5 separate regions of the Mus musculus genome follow, and all the other regions are linked to region 3. Evidence: chromatin loops called from intact Hi-C (ENCODE). Cell type or tissue: left cerebral cortex. All regions are shown on one strand.

The links. Peaks named below come from ENCODE experiments on the same cell type or tissue, not always from the same donor. Only the 100,000 strongest peaks of a DNase experiment are listed, where the experiment ranks them.
Region 1: a loop joins it to region 3, with 3 times the contacts of the local background. A loop is called at or near these places in 20 of 42 quality-filtered maps.
Region 2: it touches region 3 in a loop (4-fold over the local background); 5 of 42 quality-filtered maps call a loop at or near these places.
Region 4: it touches region 3 in a loop (2.8-fold over the local background); 5 of 42 quality-filtered maps call a loop at or near these places.
Region 5: a loop joins it to region 3, with 3 times the contacts of the local background. A loop is called at or near these places in 4 of 42 quality-filtered maps.

The regions. Positions count from the first base shown.
Region 1 is chr10:53,860,750-53,865,749 of GRCm38, forward strand. No RefSeq gene overlaps it. Among named protein-coding and RNA genes, the nearest start is that of Fam184a, 110 kb to the left of the region's middle. In left cerebral cortex, a CTCF peak has its summit at 2,910 (motif pointing right); a DNase peak (open chromatin) is centred at 2,910.
Region 2 is chr10:54,556,818-54,561,817 of GRCm38, forward strand. No RefSeq gene overlaps it. Among named protein-coding and RNA genes, the nearest start is that of Gm25602, 150 kb to the right of the region's middle. In left cerebral cortex, a CTCF peak has its summit at 2,023; a DNase peak (open chromatin) is centred at 2,013.
Region 3 is chr10:54,074,157-54,079,156 of GRCm38, forward strand. Man1a (mannosidase 1, alpha) reads right to left here and starts at 1,581. Exons shown (of 13, transcript NM_008548.5): 1 at 1,370-1,581; 2 at 260-1,114. The coding sequence starts at 868. It overlaps Gm16998 (predicted gene, 16998), which reads left to right and starts at 1,766. Exons shown (of 3, transcript NR_038016.1): 1 at 1,766-2,697; 2 at 4,067-4,247. In left cerebral cortex, a CTCF peak has its summit at 3,062; DNase peaks (open chromatin) are centred at 360, 623, 1,022, 1,158 and 4 more places; H3K4me3 peaks cover 2,704 bases; H3K27ac peaks cover 2,618 bases.
Region 4 is chr10:55,977,688-55,982,687 of GRCm38, forward strand. No RefSeq gene overlaps it. Among named protein-coding and RNA genes, the nearest start is that of Msl3l2, 130 kb to the right of the region's middle. In left cerebral cortex, a CTCF peak has its summit at 2,641 (motif pointing left); a DNase peak (open chromatin) is centred at 2,637.
Region 5 is chr10:55,765,680-55,770,679 of GRCm38, forward strand. No RefSeq gene overlaps it. Among named protein-coding and RNA genes, the nearest start is that of Msl3l2, 340 kb to the right of the region's middle. In left cerebral cortex, a CTCF peak has its summit at 2,090 (motif pointing left); a DNase peak (open chromatin) is centred at 2,084.

The DNA.
Region 1 (5,000 bases), 210 kb before region 3:
CTCAAGCTTATGGAGGCTGAGTATTTGTTCATCATTTACAGCTGAAAATGTTGGAACCAGGTCTTCTGGCATGAAAGACAAAGCCTTTACTGTTCCTTAAGCAATTCTCCAAGTGTGCTCCCAGTATTCCTGGGGGACTGCCTAGACTGAAGAACATGGTTGTTATGCATTTATATTTAGTCTTCCATTTTAGTTAAGTTTTACTTTGGGGATAAGGCCTTATTCTGTAGTCCAGGCTGTCTTAGAGTATACTGTGTAGCCCAGGCTAATATGAACCTCTCAATGGTCTCCTGGCTTCATTCTCCCAAGTGTTGTGATTATAGGTATGAGACATTCATGACACGTGGCTTGACATTCAAATTTTCAGTACCGATATTTTCCTTCTCAAAATGGGTTTAATGACAACTGTGAGATAAACTGAAAGGAAAATATTGAGGAACTATTCAGGCTGAAAATAGACAGAGCTTAAATTATGCACAAGATTTGGGTAAACGTTTTATCTTTCCATATCAGCCCTCAAGGAGGGCTGTTGGAAATTAAAAACAAATACACTCTCACCTGGAACCTAATTCCTTTCTGGTTAACTCACCCAATCTTGACCATTCCAAGAGAGCGTTTATAGGTCCAGTCCATTTTGCTACAACTGGAGTTTTCTGTGCAACTGCACAATTTATAAGCACTTGACAACTAAATGTCAGTGTTAGAAGAGAGTTGTGTGGGTCCACCTCTAGTTGAAGAATGCATAAAGATGGGAATAAAAATTGTGGACAGGAAAGAAAAGCACCGTGGCTTTGCTCCTGCACAGCTTGGGATTATTCCGTCTGTATGCGAATGATATTAGCACACGTGCCACTCTCTCCTAGAGATGCCACAAGTAAGGTCTGGAGTTGGATCCTCAGTGATGAAAAAGAAATGAAAAGTTCCCCCTTACAGATGAGCACCTTAGGTTTGTGTGCCAAGTCCTCTGTTCTTTCCAGCTTAGGGTCATATCTAGAAAGTCAAACAGAGGTTCTGACCTGGATCAGGTTAGCACAAAGACACTGACAAATCACTGGCAACTTCCTTTCATCTCCCATCTTTCATCTTCCCCAGTAGTCTACCAAATCAGCTACTTTTACTCTGTTCTCACTAACCTCAGGGGCACTTTCTTCTTTCCCTGATATTCATCTCTTACAGTACCTTCTCCATGACTGAGACTGCAGATAACTGCATTCCTTGGCCATACCCTAGCTGCCAGGAAGGGCTTAGCATAAGTCCATCTTAGCTATTGGTCCGAGCCACTAATTCACTACAGCATTTGCCAGTGGCCTTCATCATGGTCCTGTCCACTCAAAGGCATCATTCTGACCAGATGGGGTGATGCTGTAGTTCAAACATTAAATGTCTTCACAGGCCCCTGTATTAAAAACTTGGTCCCCAGTTGGCTGTGCTGTGTTTTGGGGGGAATGGCCACTTGACAATGTGGTTCACTTGAGGCTGAGGGCATGTGCTAAGGGATTGGATCTTGCCCTAGCTTCTTTCTTTCTGCCTTAGGGGAGCACACCCTGCTGCCTTGATAATATGTCTTGCCTCAGGCCTAAAGCAATGAATATAGCTGACTAATGTCTGAAACTGTGAGCTAAAGTACATTTCCCTTTTTGTAAGTTTCTGTGTCAGGTAATTTGTTGCAGCAATTATAATGAACAGAATTGGAATCTTGTGGCAGCTTCGTCTCTGACTCAAAAGGGAGGTCTCCCAGCACTGACCCTTTGCTTTTAGTCAGATTATTGAGTTGTAGCCCCTTGGAGTTAAAAACAAATGATCAAAATGGACTAGCCCCCCTGTAAAATAAGACTTGAAGGAAGTCAAGGTTTTATTGCTCTTGACAATTAGGAAGCATGCAAAACTGCTACAACCAGCCCCACATGGTGAGGGCTTGAATAGTCCTATTCTCTAAGTTTGGCTCTCACGTCCAAGTGAGGAAGTATCACAGCCACAGAGGACAAACATACCCTCACTTCCTGACCAACCATATAGCATGCTCCGCTTCTAGCCTCTTCTATTGAAGCTTCCTCTTACCATGTCCATGTCAGAACTTCAGGAGTTTCTATTTCTGTACTACAAAGTAACCCACACCTGCGTCCAAAGCAATCTACATCTGCCAACACACAAGGGACAATGGATGACTCCTTCTGGGTAGCAGGCTCAAAATACAGAGTTTTACTTTTCTCCTTTGCTTTGGATTTGTTTGTCTACACAGAGCCTGTGACCTCCTACACATTGATTTTTTTAACGCCCCAAAACTATCCCTCCCCCCAGAAGATGCAGCTCTAGACCTCCTGGTTGTCTCTAGTGTAAAGATTCTGTCCCCCTTTGGAGGTAAAAGGCACAGCAGGAAGTATCCAACAGGAACCTTTCTCTTGACGAGCAGGCAGGAGGGACTCTGAAGACTCAGGCATTCTCTTGAAGAAGTATAAGGGATAGCAGGTTCTTCTAAAAGCCACTGAGCAGGCTAGGTAACTGTTTCATCTCAGGTTCCTTCTTCTTTTTCCTTCCATGATATGATGATCACGACCCGTACATACCTTTGTTGAATCTTCCTTTTCAGGGATTAAAACTTGAGTTTTGAGCCCTGGCCTATCAGTGTGACCATAATCTCAGTGGATACATTTCTTCCTAGCCCACTTCCTGACTACATGATCAAGTCCTAAAGCCCGCATTCTGCTGGCTCCATCCACTCCACTTCCAGCGAGCTCCTCAGCAATTCTTTTCCTAACTTCTCCTCAGCGCATACCCATTGTTACTGAATATCAGATGTGGCACCAGCCAGTTAAGTGTTATGCCATCTCATCAGGCTGCTGTGTGAATCATGTAGCTTCTCTACCAGGCCAGGCTCTGGCAGGGTTTTTGAACAAATTCAGAAGCGACCACATGATGGCACTAGAAAGCTACAGATGCTCTTAGAAAGCGTCAAGCTGCCCAACCTCAGGGAGTCAAGATCTATCTGCCTTTGCTTTCCCCTCAAATATTACAAAAGTGAAAACTGGTAACAGTCAGCAGTCCCCTGAAAGTCTTAATATCTTCTTGCCAATGATCCCTCTTACTAATCAATAGCCATTTGTGTTTGACATTTGTCAAACATTAACTCTCCCTCTTCAGGATCATCCTACTGCCTAACACAGATCTCCACTTTGCTCTCAGCACATGAGAATTCAGGTCCTATTCTCCCAGGGGCTACAAACACAGAAATAGATACACCTAGATTGAAGACGGTTTAAAATGTCATTTCTAAGCATGAGTGAAATGATTTCATTTTTTTTTTTTTTGGTCCGTTGTTACGCCAAGTAGACATCAGCCATTTCCCTCCCCACATACCAAGCTTAGCAAATCACACGAGTAAATGAAAAATGCCCATATCTAAAAAAACTCCTTCCACTGCCCTGGCTGATCACCATGCACTTACAGAGAGAGCACTGGCAAGGTTACCCAGGTAATCATATAAGCATTTGATAATTCCTTTCATCTTCTCTTGGCTCATGCAAAAGTCTTTGGGTCTGAGGTTTGTTTTCTGTATGCTTTTAGGAACAGAGCACTGGGGGAATTTATCTGCACTCCTTATTTCCTAATGTAACCTCATGATAGCCTGAAAGCCCCCAGGCTCTCTATGAAAGGCAGCTTAGCTCAGTGGGAAAAAATAGATCTTCGGGGTCAAGTAGAGGTGTGTGTACCAGGGGGCAATTTAAATTCTGTTTCAATCCATACTTGTGACCTTGGCAACATGTTCTTCATTTCTTTATCCCTCAATTTGCTTTTCTGGGAGCCCAGATAAAATGTGCTGCTTTCTCAAGATGTTTGGGTGATTAAATGAGATAATATGCCCAATAGGTGTTTAGAGATGGATGTCTAATTCTTCGAGCAATGTGGATGACCACAGAGTAAGGCTCAGCAATAGAAAGTCTCCTGGCTTTTTAGAAATACAAAGTAGCAAATAAGACAGTTTGAATTTGTAGCCTAAACCTGGCAAGACAGTTTTTGCAATCGATTTAGACAAGGAAAGGACGGCTTTCAAAACCTCAGTGTCTCAGCTTATAGTGAAGATCCTGCCTGAGGTGCTCAGTAAGATGAATGGCTAAGATGATGACCCACGTCCTTACAAAAAAGAAAAAAAATTAACCAAAAAAAGACAGCTGAATACAGAGAACTGTAAGATGAAAGCACAGATAGGATGATACATTTTTGAGCTACAATGGCCAAAGATTTAAATACAAATAAACCAACAAACAGTCTCCCACCCCTGCCCCCCAATCCAGGAGAGAGGTTCACATAGCTCCGAAGGAACTGTCTCTTTTATTTAGGAGCTCAATCCCAGTAGTGTAGCCTTGATCAGCAGCTGTCAAATTGGACTTAACACTTGATCAACAAGAGGGAAATCATGCCTACTACCAGAAAGCTACCCAACTACCATGGGTAGCAAAGTCATGGATCTTGGGGGAGAACTCACAACTGCCACTTTCCTAAACCCATATAACCCTCAACTACCCTCTAAATATTGGTCCTTATACTAACAGATAAGTGTAATTCTTACTGTTCATCAAGGCAACTTCTCTTTGAAACAGTCAGAGACCATTACAGAAAACCGCAGCTAATCAAAATGCAGAGTTCTAGAGAGCAGTCTCAATAGATACATCTACAAAACAACTCAGCACCTAAGACTCAGGGAACATCATAGAAGAGGGGACAGAAAGATTGTAAAGAGCCAGAGGATCAGAGAGCTGCTGTGAGATTTGTCTCCTAGTAATGTCAGAAGCTACATCCATGAAGTCTCACCAAAACGACTGCCTAAACATGAGCTTAAAAACAAGGACAATAACAATAGACATGCTGAAGTAGACAGGGGAATGCCCAGGACCCCTCAGCCCTACACAAAGAACTATAGTCTTTCCCAGGGAAGAGCACACCAATTGATTATCCAACACCAAATTGTCATCCCTAAACACACATATAAATAACATTATGCAGAC
Region 2 (5,000 bases), 480 kb after region 3:
TGGGTTATGGAGATTGCTTAACAGTTAAAGGGGTTGCCATACAAATGAAATTCTTGGAGTTTGGGCTTCCAGGACCCACATAAATGACAGTGGCAGGGGAGCCTCCCTGTAATTTTAGTATGCCAAAGGATCACTAGAGCATGCTGTCTTATCCAGACTAGCTCTTATCAGAGAGTTTAAGGGTCAAATGAGAGATCTTGCCTCATTAAATAAGATCGAGTAGTCAAGGAAAACTCCACTGGGCCTCCACATATGCACACATGTGAACCTGCATATACGCAAACAGGCATATACACATACATATTAAAAATAATCACAATAATAGTATAAAAATAAATGTCTCTCAATAAAGATATCTTCGTTGACTTAAACAGTAGAATGTGTTTTTGGATGCATGTGTTATTAACACATTAGAATCTTCTATATATATCATCATGTGAAAATAACATTCTTACTACCTATACATTGTCTGTGTTCATGTTCATTCCCAATCAGTTCTATCAGGGTTTCAGTAAGTCATTGATTTCTTTCCTCTAAACATGTGTCAGACTAGTCACTTCTAGAGTTTCCTATTCACTCTGTGAAATTACACAGCATGAAATTACACAACCTTTGGTTGTAGCATATCTTGCTCATCTGGGTCATCTATTTAGTCCTTATTTATTTTAGTTGCTTATTCATTTACATTCATGAGTAGTATTTCATTATATTATTCTCCTATAGTTAATCTGCTATAATACATTACTTGTCTATTATCAGTAAAATTGTTTTGAATGTTTGGTTATGGTTTTGTGTGGGGATATATTTTCATTTCTTCTGGACGAGTATCGAGAAGGCAAGCTGTGGCTTGTTTATTATTGTATTTTTAAAAATGACTAAGCTGACTTTTAAAGCAGCTATATAGGTTTCTATTATTTCAAGAAATATTTGAGATGCTGGTGAGATGGCTCAGTGGATAAAGGCAATTGTCTGAGTTCAATCCCCAGGGTCCATGCAGTAGGTTCCATCTCTTTATCCATATTCCTATTAGCTTGCTTTTCTCGTTGAATTTTAAAAGTTCTATATTCATTATGGAGGCAATCATCTTTCAAATGCAGGTATTATAACTCATTTCACCAGTTGTTAGTATGTCCCTTTGTTCTTAAGTGCTTATCAAAGAGCACTTTGAAAACGTGCACATAGGCTGAGTTTAATTTAATTTTTATTTTGTGCTTAAATACTTGCCTCAGTTAAGTTAATCTTTGAGCATGCTATCCTCATAGCCTTGACTACTGACTGTGCCTATATCTCCAACTCCAATCATTTGGCTTCTCCTATATCCATCTATCGTCTCCTCCATTCACCTATTTGAGGTCATCATTCTCCTTGCCTCAATTGCCATAATGATGTTCTCAGGCAAGGTTTTCAGTGTCCATCTAATCACAGCATTTTCTGCTGAAGACAAAGCAGCTGTTTCTCAGTGTAGTTCCTCAACAAGATTTGGATTTTATTATGATTCCTCAGTGTTCCAGGCCCCAGTCTTCCTTTTCTCTAATTTGTTCTAAGCCATCGCTCTCTACCTAAAATGCTTCTCCCTTCAGCCCTGCTAGATTTGTACCTCTCTCGGAAATTCACTTCTTTTCCTCTTATCCTCTGCCAAGACTTATTATAGCTACTTTTATTAACCTAAGAGGTATCACTTGTACTGGAAGGTCTGCTCTAATGTTCAACAGTGGTTTGGGTGCCACTGACAGGGTTGCTCATTTAGTGAGATGAAAAACAGAGAGGTAAACATGCCTTTTGGTTAAAGGAAGGCTGGAAAGTGAAAATGACATCATGAAACACGCATTTTCTAAAATGGGTGAAGTGTGTTTCTAAAATGCGAGGAGTATGTTTTGTTGTTCACGCACACACTATATGGTGCAAAACTTGGAACAGACTGGGAAATACTCCATGTTCAACACTAGAATCAGAAGGATTCTTAATAGTTTTGAATAGTCATGGTCCAAGGACAGCGGGCAGAGTGATGAGAGGCCCTTAGGGGGCAGCAGAGGATCAGATAATAAGACAGTTGTCATCAGGGGTGCATCCTTGTCTAAATAGAGACCACTATCATGGGTCTGGAGCTTAAACTATTTACCCTTTCATTATCTAATAATAGGTAAGAATCACATCTAGAGGAGTTGAAGTTGAAAAAACTCACAAGTTCAAATGTATGTGAAAAGAAGCACACAGATGGCAGTTTAAGTTCTGTGGCCAATGTAAAATTACCCACTTTACCAGGAACCATGGGAATGAACTCAAATGATTACAGATGAAACAGACCTTCAAAAGAAAAGACACGCTATCACTGTGTGATACATGGGACATGCGTATAACTCTTGGATGACATCTAAAGGAGGGTGTAACTCTATTTGAAGATAGTAGAGGGAGCTTGAATCAGAACTAGAAGATGGAAATGTATCAGGCTAAATGATGTATGTCAATGAGGCACAAGTTGGAAAGGTGGTAATGCTGATATAAGAGATTGATAATGTCTGCTGGATTTTTAGTGTTCTTAAAAACATGTGCAAATATAACCTTAATTCTAACAGATGAAAGAAAGAGTTAGCATCCTTGTTTATATATAAACAGACAAAGTCACCTTGTTCATGTTCACATGAAAGTCAGGCTAGTCTAACACTTGCTTCAAGTCTCCAAAATGTTAGTAGGCTAAGGCCTTGGGTTCACAAGTCATTATCTGTGCCTGAAGGCCACAGAAAGATATAGTGTTCATCACAATTCCTAGAGAATTATGTCAAAATTGATTCTGACTCAGGGTGCCTAGGATGAGGCCAGAGATTGCACATAGCTGGTAAGGCAACAGGAAGTGTCTGTATGGCTGCTCTGTAGAAAACATTGGGAGAAACGTGGATCTACTCAAGCCTACTGCGCTTTCCATCATGAGACAAAATGTTATTGTCCTCTTTTGGACTTGAAAAAACAAGGTAATGTGGGTATCACATGTATGGGATGAGGGACTTAACTCACAGAGTAGCTTCTGAACCATGAGATCTGCTTGTTTGGATTTTTCCCTGCATCCTATTTCTACACGAATGGTTTTGAACAAACATTTATATTTGTTTGTTTGGTTTTTTGTTTTAAAAAAATCTATCAAACAAGACTACAAAAACATCAAGTATAAAACTAGTCATTATACTTTTATGTCAACAGTGCATATATTAAGCTGGTTTAGATGATGTAGATTGGCAAAGTTTTGGACATCATCTTCATATTCATTTTCTTCCTTTTACTCAATTTTAATTTGTAGACTGTTTCAGTGCAGCCCAATATCTGCAGCTTCATTTAGATTAGATATAAAGAAATGACTTTATGCCCTAGCATAAGACACTTATAACTGGTATGTGAGTCACTTGTCTTGAACACAACTAGTGGTATGGATATGAAATACTGGTTTGGGAAAAGAAACTGAATATGATAGTGGCTTTTTCTGCTAGATTCCTACATGTGCAAATTCATGTGATTGTAGTAGGGAACTTTCTTTAGTGGGCCACAGCTCATAGTTGACAGGTTTTGTGATAAGTCACTGGGCTTGTGTTATAACAAGTTAAATCAGATCAATTTTATTCATTCTTAATTCTCCCTACATCTCATCAGAACACTCCTAAAATGAGATGCATGTAAACAGATCTATCTCCTTTAGGGAGATGACAAAACATGAACATAAATGTCAGAATGCTTTTCTGAGAAGGAAAATTTCCTGCTGTGACTGATCAAGAGAGGGATGACAGTGCCAAGCTAATTTTAAGGATATGTTTGAAGAGCAAAAATATTCAAAATTAGTTATTTGTGATGAGGGTTTTGAGATAACTATAAATACTATCACTATCATTTTTATCATTATTGTTTTATATTTTCAGACAATTTATGTGTGTTTTGAGATTGTCAGTGATTTCAGTCATTCTCTTAAATTTTAAGGGAAAGATATGTTGGTATTTCATAAATTGTAGAAAACATATGCTTTATTTATAAAAGACGTGAGTCTAAGTGAACCTCACAGTCTTGGACAACCTCCTGTGTGTGTACCACTTTACAACCCTGATTCCCCACAATCATGTTTTAGCTACTTTACTGTGATAGAGACAGGTATGGCCATCTGCTCAGGCTTTCCATGCCAGTACTCATTTCTATGGGTTTTCTTCAATCACATACATTCAGAAAGTACCTAAAGTACCTATGTCTTTTTTTTTTTTCTTTATAAAACCTTACTGGTCAAATAGAAATAAAAACAGGCTGAGTAAGATTTCTTGACATAACATTATTTTTAAAGCCACTAGGTATTTTACTTGAGAGCAGGCTATCCTTGATATTTCTGCATTGGGGAGGGGGGTTTGGTTTCTTCTTATTTTGACTTTTCCTTGTAATTTTTGTTCAGTAGGAACTGATCTGTTTTGTTTATGTATTTTCTTTCTACATATAATCACCAGATGGACTGATTGTGGAACGAGTGAGGACCTTCGATGACTACACTATGTAAAAATCTCTTTATTGGTAAAAGGAATGGATGTAATAATTTGTGTAATAAAAAAGAGATAAATAGAGAACAAGTTGTTTCACCTGATTTCTGCCAAAGTAAAATTGCATAATGATATATATTATGGTTGGATGCATACTGTGTCAAATAACTGTTAGTCATAATGATTTTTAATGTCAGATCCTGGCATGCTAACAGAGAAAGACAAAAAGAAAAGCTTTTAGCTAAGGAACCCATGGAATACTTAGACCGGAAGACTGTCAGGAACATTCTGTATATTTAAAAAAAAACATTTAAATTATTTCTCAAAAAAAGAGAAACTAAAATGTCAACTCAGGGTAAGCAGCAAACTATGACATTCTTAGGCCTAGGTCTCAGTTTATATCTGGGAAGAGGATCTTTGCTGGAGCTGGTAGTCACTGGAAATTCAGCTAGAAGGGAGGAGGAAATTGGGGAGATGTTTTATGTCTTATTTTAATATTAATAT
Region 3 (5,000 bases):
CCCAGTGTATTCACTCACCCCTGCCTCTTATAGCTTAAGCTCACCAAAGCATGCAAGTTCAATGGGATTCAGCCCCAGATCCTCACTGGTCACTTATCCTGAGGTAGTAAAAGGAAAAACGTGTAGCCTTTGGCACGGTGGTGGAAGCGATGACTTCCCTCGCCTTTGCATGATAAAGGTGAAGTCCTAAGTTCCAATCGTTTATCAAACCTCCCAGAAAACAGCAGCGTGAGTGGGATTTCAGGCAGGCTTTACTCACCTCTTTGATCTTTGCCCTCTTCTCACGGATGGTGGCGTCAGCGGGCTCCCGGTTCTCTACCCCGACGGGGGGCAGGAAGTCCACCTTGGGCAAGCCCCTAAACAGATCCTTGTCACGCAGCTGGTCCTGGGCCACCTTTTCCTTCTCCAGCAGAATGTCTCTTTGGATCTCCTCCGGCAGCTTCTGCAGGGTCTCCTTGGCTTCCCTGAGAGCCCGCTCGTGGTTTTCGCGGATCCTGGCTAAGTTGTCTTCCAGTCCAGCTCCAGGGTCCCCAGGCGCGCCTTCCTCGCGGTGCCGGACTCTCCCCTCGGCGGCATCCTCCGCACGCGCCCCGAGCCCGGGCTTGTGCTCCGCCGGCGGCTGCAAGGCAGGGTTGGAGTGGAACAGGACCCCGCTGAGCAGCTTGGAGGAGTCAGGCAGGAAGAAGATTGCCCCGAAGCAGAGCGTGATGAAGGCGCTGAACACCAGCAGCAGCACGAACTTCTCGGTGAGGCGGAAGGCAGCGGGGCCAGACCCCTTCCTCCCGCCGCCAAGCCCCCCGCCCAGGCCACTGCCCAGGCCGCCGCCCCCAGGGCTACTGAAGAGCGGCAACAGGCCCCCCACGGGCATCGCTCCGGAGGTTGTAGCCGCCGGCTGACAGTCTGTCCAGGGGCCCGGCGCCGAGCCGCTCAGCAGCCAAACTTCGCTGCCGCCGGCTGTCAGCGGCTGCGGGGCCGGCTCTTGCGCATCCAGGCCGCCCAGAGCGCGTGTCTGGGCTGCGGGTCTCCCCGCTTGAAGCGGCTCCCCTCCGGCGATCCTCGCCGGGGCGGCTCCTTTGGCAAACAGGCACGCGCGGCAAACCGCTGGCTGCAGCCCCTGTTGGGGGGAGAGGAGACAGTAAAAGCGCAGTGGTTAGGAAGGTGCTGAGAAAGTTTCCAGTGGGGTCTCCGCCCTCCCCTGGACCCGGGATCCGCAGGACCGTATCCCGGCAGGCAACCCCGGGGTCCAGCCGCGGGCACCACCCTCAGAGCCCACTTTGGACTTGGGGTGAAGTTTTCCAGCCGCGGAGGCAGGGTGTCCCGCGACATCTGGGTCAGCACAGCGGGCACCTCGGTGGCAAGGGCGGCGCACCTCTGGGCAGCAAGGGCGCCGCGTGCGTAGGGGGTTCGTCAACTTCTCCAGCTGCCCATCTCCGAGCGCTTCCCGGCGGGTGGTAGCACGCGTACAGCCGGGTGGCTCTGAGGCCCCGGGACACGGCTCAGGTGAGCGAGCGCACCGACCTGCCGGCGTGAGCCAGCGAACCAGGCACCGTACTGCCCTCCGTCGCGGCCCCGCCGTGCACTAATAGCACTGCCGGTCTCCCGAGCGGTCGGAAACGAGGGCGGTGACGCGTCCGGAGAGTGACAGCGCGTCCGGGCCAATCTTACGCCTCCCAGGGTCCCGCGGGGGTGGAGCCGAGGCGGGGAGGGGGCCGCACGGGGCGGGGAGTTTACGGGAAGCGCTGCCTCTCCGGGACCCGGCAGAGGCGGGGAGGTCGCGGCTCCCCTGGGCTCCCGAGGACTGGAACTGCGCCCGGGAGCCGTGTTAAGACTCGCCCGGAGGACCAGAGCCGGAGTTGGTCCGAGCTTATTCCGCCCAAAACCTATTCAAGCCGAAGCCCCAAAGGTAGTGGATCCCCGAGTGACCACTACTAATATGGTAGCGACAGCTTGCCCCAGTACTCGAAATTGGCGATCCCGAAGAGCATGCAGGGGATTGCGGGGGCAAGCCGTGGTTTTGAAGTGGTTTTGAAGGCTTTTCTCCAGCCACCCCTTATTACCCAAGACAGGGATTCCCCGGTGCCCAATAACTCTCAAATCCAAAGTCTCCAGGCTCCTCCACAAAGCTTTTGAGCTCTCTACTCTACCTCGTTAAGAGCCTTTTACATCCTAGGCGACTTGGGGTTTGGGGACTGCTTGGGGCTCTAAGTATACACCCTCTTCCCCTTACAATAAACAACAACAACAACAAAAGTTGTATGACTCCCCCACACTCCCCCACACCCCCCCCACTTTCGAAATTCATTTACCTCATCGCAGTTGGTCAAATTTTCCATTCAAAGAAGACAGTTTTATGCTGCCAGAGCTCCAAGCAATAAATTGAACCCTGTTGAAATTAAGTCTTGGATGCGACAACTCCCAGCGAAGGCAAGACTTGGTCCAACAGAGATTGTTTTCAACACAGCCTTGCAGTATTCAGTCTCATGGAATGTCATGGAAACTGGCTCCACCTCCCATGACATCCATTGGAATGCCCTGCTGATATTGCATAGATCTACATTTTGACCTGGCTGGGAACCCCCTGCCTCAGGGTGAAGAGACAAGAAAACATTTCCCAAACTGTGTTATGAATCCCCTGTTGCTCCACAAAGAAACAGTTACCAGAGGGAAATTTGACTGACTTCCCACTCCTGAAAGCTGGTTTGTAGCAGCTCTGTTTACCCTCAACCTTCTCCGGAAACATGATTTTAAAGTGTGCCCTTTACTTGTCTTAAACCAGAGGAAAACAGCTGGCAACTTCCAGGAGAGTGCCCACAGCACAGTTGTTTCCAGGTGTTGTGCTGTGTGCATAAAGTAAAAAAGCCAAGGCAGAAATCCTAAGGTCGTTTTCGTTTAAATGTTAATTATCATTTTTAGCCATCACTGTTTGTTGTGTATTGGGTTTGTGCAAAATGAGCCAGTAACATAGTCAGAAGTTCTGGTTAATAAGAAATTATGGCTTGATAAATGTGACTTCATAGCTTGATTATTTTGATACTTGCTATGAAATTCTATGCCCAGAAGAGTGCAGCATATCCAAGCAGGGTAATAGATTTAGCTCTAAAAATGAAAGCAATAATGTTTTCTTTTAATGACGAAAAGGTAAATTTCTTTCAAAGTACATTTGTAGGTTGTGCTTAGGTTGAAAACCTAATGACTGAAATAATAGTGTTTATCTCAATGAGACCCTTGAAACAGCTACCTCACAGAAAGGAAGACAGATCCCTAGAAACAGGGGCTAACTCCTGAGGAAGCCAGTTGCTTTCTTTCTGGTCATTTGGTGATGGTAATTGTGCTGCCATTATTTTTCCAACTATGTTTTAAAAATGGGATTAATTTTAAAGAGACAGGAATACCTATGAACTTTGATTTAATTTGGTATATGTATTCCAGAAAGTAATAAAATCAACCTTTAAGTACATATACAAGGATATGACAGAGAAGTCTTAACTAATTCTGTTTCTAAACTCCTTAATCTTGACTCCAAATCAATCTGGGAATTTAGGATACTTCCTATAGTGGATGCATTAAAAATTTAGCACATCGAAATTTAAATTTTATTTATATATATTATTTCTAAACTTTTAAGGGGACTGTTCTTTTTATTTTGGTTCACTTTTGTGACACTTACTTTAAGATTCCCCCATCCCACCCCACCCCCAGTTTATCATTAGATGTAGGTTTATTGTAATTAAAGTTTGGTTTTGATAATCTACTTAACAAAGAGTTAGCCTGTGTGATGGAATATAAGTCCACATTCAAGGATGCCCATCTGTGTGAAGCAGGTTGAGAACGTGTTGAGAAATGCCCATACTCGGGCTACAGAAGGTTTGAAACAGACTCACAGTGGAGTTATTTTAAGGCATATGCTAATGAAATCTGCCTTGCAAATCTCTTTATATAGCCACCCAAGGCCCCATGTATGTATGGAAAGCAGGGAGGACAGACAGCAGGTAAGAATGAGCATGCTATAGCGGGCTGCCACGGTGTCTTGATCTCAGTGCTTAGAGCTCTTTATCTTCTCTCTCAGAAAAACATGGAGATGGGAAATGAATGAGACTACTTCCAGTTTCTCAAGCCATGAATCTTTATTCTGTCTCTTGAGTGAAGACTGCAGCTTACCTACCTGAAGGAATGCCTTGATCTTTGTGAACCCAGCGGTTTTGACAGGACTACTGTTTACTCATTGTGAATGGGCTAGCATAAACTTGGTCTGTCTGTCTGTCTATCTGTCTGTCTGTCTCTCTCTCTCTCTCTCTCTCTCTCTCTCAGCTAGTCCTTCTGATGTAAAGCTCTCTTGTCCTGTTTGCCACTTACCTATAAGTGAATTCTCACTTTATCTCTCTTTCAGTACTTTTATCTCAGTGTCTTTCTTTAACAATTTGTAGATACTTATGTTTTGAAATTTTAAGAATAGTCAAAGCATTCTCTGGTTAATATGGCTACTTGAATTTCAGAGTTGTTTTTTTTTTTTCCAAAAATAAATGAACGAAAGGTAGATTTAGCATTTATAGTACCATAATTGTAAGCACAACTCAAGGAAAACTGGCAATATTTTAGCAAGTTAATAGTGTTGTAAAAAGCAGTGCATGGAGGGTGGTGAGATGACTCAGTGGTTAAGAGCACTGACTGCTCTTCTGGAGGTCCTGAGTTCAAATCGGAGCAACCACATGGTGGCTCAAAACCTACTATAATGAAATCTGAAGACAACTACAGCGTACTTACATATAATAAATAAAATCTTTAAAAAAGAAAAAAAAAGGCAGGGCAGTGGTGGCACACACCTTTAATCCCAGCACTCAGGAGGCAGAGGCAGGCAGATTTCTGAGTTCAAGGCCAGCCTGGTCTACAAAATGAGTTCCAGGATAGCCAGGGCTATACAGAGAAACCCTGTCTCAAAAAACCAAATCAAACCAAACCAAACCAAACCAAACCAAGCCAAACCAAGCCAAACCAAACCAAAC
Region 4 (5,000 bases), 1.9 Mb after region 3:
AAACAAATAAAAGCTCAGAATTTCTCATACAAACCTACATGGAAACTTCATGTACACTAAAAGTTTACTGATTTTATTTTATTCCCTTGTATACCAACTTAGGCCACTAACTGTTGGAAACAATAATCCAGAAGCTCAGAAAATAGCTCAGGGTCACCAACTGACTTGAGGCTGATGCCATTGTTCATCTCAACTGTACTAAATTCTTACTTTCGCTTTATTCAGGTGTGCACAGTCTTTACCTTTAGCCATCGCTCCAGCCCGACACCAGATCTCTTCCGTGAACCTGGAACTCACCAACTCAGCTAGAGTGTACAGGAAGCCATTTCCAAGAATCCTCCTGCTTCTGTTTTCCCGGAATTGGATTACAATCTCATCTGGTATTTCCAGTGGTGGTCAGGAATCTGCACTGTAGTCCTTTTGTTTGAGCAGTCAGAACTTTACTGACTACGCCCTCTTCCTGGGCCCTTTTTAAAGCTTTTGACTACTCTTGACACGTTGGTCAGCTACCTTCAAACATGTGCCATTGTTGATTTCCCCGTTTTCTGTTGTATTTTCTAGAGGCTGCTCCTACAGAAAGAGAGGAGGTGACCTTTGCTAAACAAAGCGATTATTCTGATGAATTCTTAGGAATGTTGGCCTTCCTCGACCATTGTGTGCCTGACAAAGATACAAGGAACCATTTTATGGGGTAAGACCATTCTACGGGAGCTCTGCCTCATCCACCCATCCACCCATCCATCCACAGACATTGATGTATATGTCTGTTTGTTTATATGGATATGTGTAGGCATATTTATGTATGTAAACATGCTTGAACACTTGTGAAGTGGATAGAGACAGACCAGAGTGTGAGTGTATGGATGTATATGTGTATATGCATATTTACCTATGTAAAGTGTTTTAACTTTTTTCCTTTCCGGTTCACAAAAAGTTAGCCATCATATTCAGTGAAAGGCCAGCCAAGCCAGCTGCTTGGAGCACTAGCAATAAATCCATTACCTAATACCCCACTGTTAAGCAACAACAGGTTATAGTTTGCCTGAAGCCGTGGCTTCTGGCCCCACAATAACAAAGAATCAAGGTGAGTAAATATTATTAATAGTAAGCAATCCTTACTAAACCAAGTCTAGCTTAAGGTCTATCCCACTTGGCTACCTTCAAAAGAGGACCCAGTCCCAGCAAACACAAGTCTCTCTCTCTCTCTCTCTCTCTCTCTCTCTCTCTCTCTCTCATCCTCTCTGATTCTCTCTCCCTTCCCTTTCTTTTTTTCTTTCTTTCTCTCCTCTTTCTTTCTTCTTTCTTTCTTTCTTTCTTTCTTTCTTTCTTTCTCTCTTTTCTCATACATTATATCTCCACCACTGTTTCCCATCCCTCTGCTCTTCCAAGTTCTCCCACCTCCTCTTTCCCCCCAGATCCACTCCTCTGTTTTCCTTTAGAAAATATCAAGCCTCCCAAGGATCTCAACTAAACATGATATAACAAGTTACAATAAGATTAGAGACATACCAGCCAGGCGTGGTGGCGCACACCTTAAATCCCAGCACTCAGGAGGCATAGGCAGGCGGATTTCTGAGTTCAAGGCCAGCCTGGTCTAAAAAGTGAGTTCCAGGACAGCCAGGGCTATATAGAGAAACCCTGTATCAAAAAACAAACAAACAAAAACAACAACAACAACAAAGATTAGGGACATACCACTATTTCAGGGCTGAACAAGACTACCCAATAAGGGGGGGCAGGGCAAAATCAGGCAAAAGAGTCAGAGACCATCTGTTAGGAGTCACAAAGAACACCAAGCTACACAACCATAACACATGTGCAAAGGACCTAGGCCAGACCCATATAGGGTCCCTGAATGTCAGTTCAAAATCTGTGAGCTTCTATGAGGCCTGGATAGTTGAGTCTGCGGAAAATGTTCTTGTGATGTCCTTGAACTCTCTGACTCCTACAATCCTTCCTTTCCCTCTTCTACAGAACTGTAGGGCATCTTTCAAATGGAGTTCCCATCCCATTGTGGGTGGTGACATTCCTAGGCTGGTGATCCTGAGCTCTATAAGAAAGCAGGCTGTGCAAGCTAGCCAAGGCAGCAAGCTAGTTAGCAACACTTCTTCATGGCCTCTGCATTAGCTCCTGTCTCAGATTTCTGCTTAGTTTGAGTGCATATTCTGACTTCTTTGATGATGAATGGTAATGTGAACGTGTAAGCGAAATAAACCCTTTCCTCCCCAGTGAGCTTTTCAGTCATAGTGTTTCATTGAAGCAGTAGAAACCCTAAGAAGGACAGTAGGGAATCAAGTACATAAAATGGATGCAAAACTTGGTGACTGGGAATAAAAGCCCCCCCTGCCCCAACACATCATCTGTCACATACTGACATAATGCTGTCAAGAAGGGAATGTGTGGCTCACAGTGGGAACTATAAAGACCTCAAGGACAGGCATGTCTCTCTCGAAGAGCCAGAGACAGTGTCTTCTAATCTCATTTCCAAATGGGAATCTATCTCTCTATATCAACCTTTATGAAGTGCTTCATAATCCAAGATCAATTTGTGCTACTTTAAAGAAGCTTGCTTAATTTTCTTTAGAGAGCCTGCTTTCCCTCAGTACCATGAGGGGATGTGAAGGTGTGGCCATCTAGTGGCAGCCTTAATTATAACACCCTTCTCCAGAACCAGCTCCTCTCTAAATGGGGAAGGAGATGGTCTGAGATCTCTATGCATAAATATTTCTCCTCCTTAGAGACCATAAAGATCTTCGAAGTACATAAAAAAAATTGACTCTTCTACCTCAGCTTTTATGACATCTACTCTCACAGACTCTCACAGAAGTTTGAAGGAGCCTCGTCAGATTGAGTTTCCCCAGGGAAGAGAAACCAGTCACTCCCTCTGCTTCCCCGGTAGCTTCTATTTATAGTTTGTTGCCATTAGGTTTTTTTTCCCCCAATTCACAGACTACACATTTTCTCCAAGTCCAAAGGGAAAATATATGAAGAGTGTCAAGCCTGACTATCAGTTGCAGTATATGGCCAACCCACTGAACCCCCATGTTACCTGTTGCCACATTTGATGGTAATAAGAATGTTGGAATAAGAATGCCTATATAAAACATGATTACTTGAATGCCTGTTAGTTTTATCCCAGAACTAAGTGATGAGATCCTGTTGCTTAAGATGACATATGCTTTAGCCATAGAACATAGAAAACTCAAGCTGGAATTGGGCTAGCAGCTCCCTCCTTATTGGAAGCAGGAGCTAATACAGAGGGCTTGAAGAAGTGCTGCTTGCTGCCCATGGTTTGCACAGCCTGGTTTCTTACAGAGCCCAGGACTACCAGCCTAACAATGTCACCACTCACAATGGGATGGGACCTCCACATCAACATTAATTTGAAAGGTGCCCAACAATTCTGTAGAAGAGGGAAAGGAAGGATTGTAAGAGTCAGAGAGTTCAAGGACATCACAAGAACACTGTCCACAGTCTCAACTAACCAGGGCTCATAGAAGCTCACAGATACTGAACTGACATTCAGGAACTCTTTGTATTGTTAGGAGATATTCGTACTGCTGGAGGATAGCTGTAATCAGCAATATTATTCAGCTGTGGACTTTGCATCTACACTGCTGACCCCTCCAGGGAAGAGAAGCCCACTGGTGTAATAGTGGCAAATCTGTTATAGTAATAACCTAAAACTTTCATATTGAATTTGAAGCCTGCTTCATAGAAAGGAATTCACATCAAATACTGTAAATCCAATCCAAAAAAATAAAAATGGTAAGAGAATTCATAGGGTTTAGAAGAGGTGACACTGCTATGTTATTTTTGTTTGTTTGGGATTTTTTGTTGTTGTTCTTTCTTTTTTAAATGGCTGTGATTGTATATGAGAAACTCCCTTTTAGATAACCATATTTATTTCAATAGAGTAATACCACTATTAGGTTTGATCAGAGAAGCTTCTTTTGACAGTGGTTAGCATTCCCTACAGAGACTCATAATTGGTTAAACACTGAGGATAAGACTGTGATAAGCCAAAAGTGGGACATACATATTATCTGCCCCAAGGCTCAAGAAGCACTGTGAAAGAGGGGGGGGGAACGTAAGGGGCTGAGGAAGTGGCATGACATGCCTCTTGTACTTTTGGCTTGACCCTAGATAGTACGTTGTCATTGTCAGCTAGTCCTAAGAGCCACCTTGTTCAGTACAAATATTTTCCCCCACAGTGAGGTGACTTCTAGGAACGTACCCATGGTCCTGTAAACAAATCTCAGTCACATTCCCACACATTCTTGTTATAGCTCTAGTGAAATTCACTGAATTTCAATCTCTCCCTCTCCCTTCTCCTTTCTCTCTCTCTCTCTCTCTCTCTCTCTCTCTCTCTCTCTCTCTCTCTCTCTCTCTCTCTCTTACACACACACACACACACACACACACACACACACACACACATACACTTTCACACAGACACACAACACAAAACTGGAAGAGAATCTCATAAAAGAAATGGGGTTAAATTTGTGAGTTTGGGAGTAGAAGTGGAAAAGAGATGGAAAAGAGGGTAAAAATAGTCAAAATACATCAGGCATGAGTGTGAAAAATGAAATGGTGAAACCCATCATTGTATAAATTGAATATATTCCATTTAGAAGTATTTTAGGATGCTTTATTGAAACAGAATTACAACACTTTCAAAAAGTATTATTGCTATACATACATATGTATGTATAAGTATACACAGATATATAAACAAAGCCTATAAACACATGTTTGATTATTTTGTGTTTATATGATTTAGGGACTGAGCACTCTTCATTGAACAACCTGTAACGGGCTCATTCATAGGCAAAGCTATTGCTCCTCCCAGAAGTCATTAGCTGCCTGCAGTTCCTTCTGGAGGGGCGATACTTAGTAATATTCCCCCCTTGCAGATGGGCATATTCATTGATAGTGTCATTGTTCAAGTCTTACTTTTGAAGTAATTTCTAGGATAAACTCCTCAGTATACTTCC
Region 5 (5,000 bases), 1.7 Mb after region 3:
AATACCTAATTTAAAAAAAAAGAAGTAAGGCTAGACAATGTTTTTCTGATAAAAGATGGACTACAAAAGCTCAGAAAATAATCTTGAGAACTGGCAAATTAAATTACAAAATCATAATGAAATTAAGACAGCTCTCCATAGCAAAAAAAACAATAATAATAATTAAAATTTAAAAGATTAAAGCTCACCACAGTGAAAAGAAAGCCTTACAGAAGGGGCGGTGCAGGGAGGTCAATTATGCATGAAAGAGGAGACTAGTATCTAGAACATATGAAGAACAGCAAAAATTAAAGACAAAATGAAACTAAGTCATCTAAGAATTTGTAGCCTAATGAACTGGATGGACAAGGTGGGGTGAATGTGGTTACAAGCAATGGAACTAGTAAGGAAAGCCTAAGAGGGACAAAGTGGTGTTGAGGGGACAAAGGGAAAGGGTAATGGGACCCTTGTGACATGAAAGAAGAGGCTCTGAGGCTAAGTGAGGATACATAGCCAGGTCAGGTTAATAGGAATGAACATGACATGAGAGTAAACAAAGTAAATATTGTACAAAACTGAATAATATGTGTGTTAATTTAAATTTAAAAATAAAGCCACTAATAAATATTTGAAAATTTATTCAACATCCTTCCCCATCAGGGAAATGTAAATTATATCTTTTTTTTTAAATTCGGTCTCACACCAGCCAGAATATCTGACATCAAGACAGCCAATGACAACCAATGTTGGCAAAAATGACCTTCTTCAAAGAAGCTGGTACAGGCACTACAGATATCAATGCGGAGGTTCCTCATAAATAAAACATGCAACTATAATTCATATGCTTTTCTAGTTACACCACTCCTGAATCTTACACAAAAGCATCTAAGTCATTACCCTGCAAGCTCTATGTTCACAGTATTCCAATCACTGTGACGGTCAGCCCCTTGATCAAGCTACTACCATCCCTTGTCTAATTGCAGCCAACAGCACTGCTGAGTCTGTGCTCCGCACTCTCAGGCTCTTCAACATTGAAGGGTCTCTTTAATTGAGGGATAGGGAAGTCAGTCTTGTGGCAGATACTCACTAGATCACTCCTCATCCCTCCTCACTCAATGCCCCATCTTCTCTCTGTTAACCGTTATTCTACTCTTGACATGGTTTTACTTCTTTGCCTCTATCTTCTCTATTTACTCTCATTATATCTGAGCTTGAATCGGAATTGTGAATTTCATCTTGAAGAATATAGACCATTTCGATATATCTAATATGTTTTCCAGCTCTATAATCAGGTAGTTCTTTGCTACTGTACTCATGAGTGAGCTTTTATGTCAAAGCCTATTTTGGAATGTCAAAAGCAAAGATTGTTTTCACATGTCTTCCTTTCCTTGGTTTAAATAATGTCCACTTGTCACCTTGGACCTACCTTCATTTTTTCCCCTTTCCTTTATTTTACTCTATTACAACTTGCTCAGTGGCTAGGCTACTTATTTCCTTATTTTTGGTTTCTTTGCTTAGACATTTCAATTTCTCTTACATAAAGTAAATGAATTTTCTTGGATTCTCCTGACACTATATATGGATGTTGGTTGGAAAAGTAGAATTTTGCTATTATGTGGACCTTTGAGTAAAGGTGTGGACACTTTCAAGAAAAGGGCTCCTTTTGTTTGAATGTAGTCTGTTTTTGATAGGGAAATGTCTTATTTCTTCTGAAATTAGGTTAAAAGAGGCTGGGCTTGGTGGTGCACATCTATAATTCCAATATTTAGAATCAAGAGGCAGGAGTACTGCAAGTGTGAGAGGCCACCTTGGTCTACCATGACAACTTCCAGGTAAACCAGAGCCAATTAATGGGACTGTCTCAACAAGTGAATGAGGAGGGACAGACATAGAGAAACAAAGACAGAAAGAGAAAGACAAACAGACTGAGAAACATGACAGAAAGAACAGAGAGAGAGACAAAGACACCAATTGAAACACAGTGACCAAGACTGAGATCAGTAGCTAATGGTTGCTTCCAACAGAATCCATTCCATCCTTGTTCTTCAGAAAAAACCTGTGGAAGAACCTGGCAGGCTTCTCCATTATCCTGCTACACAGTGACCCCTGGTGGTCTTTTCTGTCTACAGAGAGGTGGAGAGCTTAGTTGTGTTTCCTGTGAAGTTTTCCAGTTACTGGAATCTGCTTTACTTATCTCAAGGTCAGAACAGTGCACAGGGGCTCCCAAGATGTGCTTTCTAATCCTCTCTCCCCATTGAATTTGCGAAGTGCAGCAAAGAATTAGTCATGAACCATGTCCTACTAGAGACAGTTTGTTCTCAAAGTTTGTGTTATGGGGTTGAGGTATGTTCCTCATTTGGACTGGCAAATCTGCCTCTTGGTTGTTCAAGAGAATAGTACTTTGTCACTCGTATTGTGTTCCCATTCTTTAATATTAGTGGTGTGTGTTTGTGTGTGTAGTTGTGTGTGTGTGTGTGTCTGTGTCTGTGTGTGTTTGTGTGTGTGTTTTTTCCATTTCTAAAATTGTTTTCTCTATCATTTTAAAATTCTATGTTTATATTAGACCTGATTATAATTGTAAGGTGCCCAAGTCTTAACTCTCTTCAGTCATTGTGCAAAATAATGTAGAGCAGGAATTATCGGAATAACTCTGATACATTTACATTATTTGACTTCTGTTTACAGGCTATCAAACTTAATATGGAATAGACATATTTCTTCAAGAAGAAGGGGAAACATCAGTACCGCATGAGAGAAAAATGTTTTGACTCCACTTCTCTCTAGAAAGTAGACATCACATTTCCTTTTTTATGGTCTCACTGCTTTTTCTTCTCACATGATTGCTGAGGAACAGGCTCTCAGAGCAGATCCATCATCTCCCAGATCCAGAGGACTCCCTCCTATACCAAGCTACAAGGGTCTTTTCTCTAGCTTCTCAGTGAGCTTGCTTTGGTAGGGATCTACCATGATTATGTCAGCTGCCTTGGTTATGTCTGCTCATTCAATTATTTCACAGTCATTATTCACTGGGTGCCTTGAATGAGCTAAGCACTGCTCCCAGTCTAGTGGGAAGACAAAGAACCACAATCAGGCTAATAACCCCAGGTATTTAACATCCTGGGTAACAAGGTTTGATGTAAATCATAGCAAGAATCTCCACAGTGAGTTTTTCTCTTCCGAACTAGCTGCATTGTTATGTAAAGAGGTTCCTGACTATTATTCAAGATCCTTCTCAGTTGTTCTCATCACAGAATAACAATACTACTAACTGGATATTCCCATTTACTGTACTCATCCTCAACAGATACTCTGTTTTGTTTTAAAGGTTCTCTTTTTTTAAAAAATAATTTATTTACTTATTTATTTACAACCAAAACATTGCCTCATCCCACTCCCCTATCACAAAGTCCCTCCCCGTATTCTCCCTCTCATTCTTATTTGAGAGGGTCACTTCCCCCCCCCCCCAAGTGTCCCCTCACACTGGCCCATCAATTCTCTGCAGGATAAGGCACATCCTCTTCCACTGAAGCCAGACAAGGCAGTCCTACTGGGGAAAGTATTCCACAGTCAGGCTACAGCTTTAAGTTCTTAACAGTCATTTCTACTGGGAAGCAAGCATATACATCTTGCTTCCTTCCAGACCCTTAGCACCCAGGTTATAAGCTCATATGTTAAATAGATACCTGCCATATATTTAAGTGGAAGAATGATCATGGAACAGTTTGGAACCATTGGTAACCATTTGCATTCCTTCTTGTCCTTAGACAACACCTTCATGGTACAGTTTTCCCTTCTGGCTCACATGCCCATATGGCCCCAAATATCCAGAGCACCATTCTTTCCTTACTGCATGCTTTCTAGTCCACTGGCTACCTTGAGAGTCCCCTATTCCTTTTTTCCTGATAGGTTCCATTCTTCTACTTTCTCATTTACAGTTTTCACACTTTTACCTGACTCTGACATCTTCCTTAACAATCTGAAATTGTGAGTGCACAAAGCTTGCTAGGGAAAACAGCCAGGTCTTCTGGGATGAAAATAGCACACGTGTGGATATTTGACAGTAGTGCCTTTGTAAATAATGAGTTATTTGACATCTGGGCCTATTTAAGGAGGGGTGTGTATGCGGAAGAAGCTTTGACAGCCAGGGAGGTTTAATTAGCGCAGAGGTCAAGGCCATGCTGTGAATATTTTTGTAAGATAGTATGTCTAATTGTAAGGCAGTTAGGCTGTGCTTATGTCAGACTGTCAGGAGTTTTCGGTTTAATGAGACAGCACAGCGAATCTTCACAGATCGCTGACCATTGTTTGAAGCATTGTGATGATAGCTGCATTTAAAGTTATTGAGCTTGTGTTTAAATAAATTATGCAGAGGTCAAAGAACACACACTTGATGTTTCATAAACAGCCAGGACTAGTGAATCACAGCTTCAGAGATTGAAGAAAATCTTTTTAAAAACTAATTGCATCCTGCTTCTCACTGTTACTCTTTCTTCATAGACAGTTCATATGTTGTAAAAATAAATAGATAGATAAATGATTTGTATAAATGGCTCCTATGAAATTTCTCTGTAAATTCTATGACAAATTATCAGGTTTTTTTAAATTTTTTATATCATTTAGTTTTTGAGACAAGATCTTGGTCTTTAGACCAAACTAACTTGAACCTCATATCAATCCTCTGTGTCAGTCTCCCAAATACTAGGATTCTGATTGTGAACTGCCACATCCAGCAATATATTCTGGTGGGTTGTATTACAAGTAAGCAATATGCACTAAAATTGCATTGATCACAATCCGTGAACTAGAAAATTGAACGTTAAGCTATGAGTTTACTTTCAAGTAGATGGAGAAGCATTTTGTTGAAGCCTGATCAGATACATACCACTGAGTTCTGTACTTTTTTTAAAAGCTGTAGTTTTGTGGAAATATTTAGGAATATTTTTATAAAGCTTGTTTTGGTATCTCTCCAACTTGGAGAGTGAACATATTTAAAATAAATGAAGATTTTTAGATGAGATAAC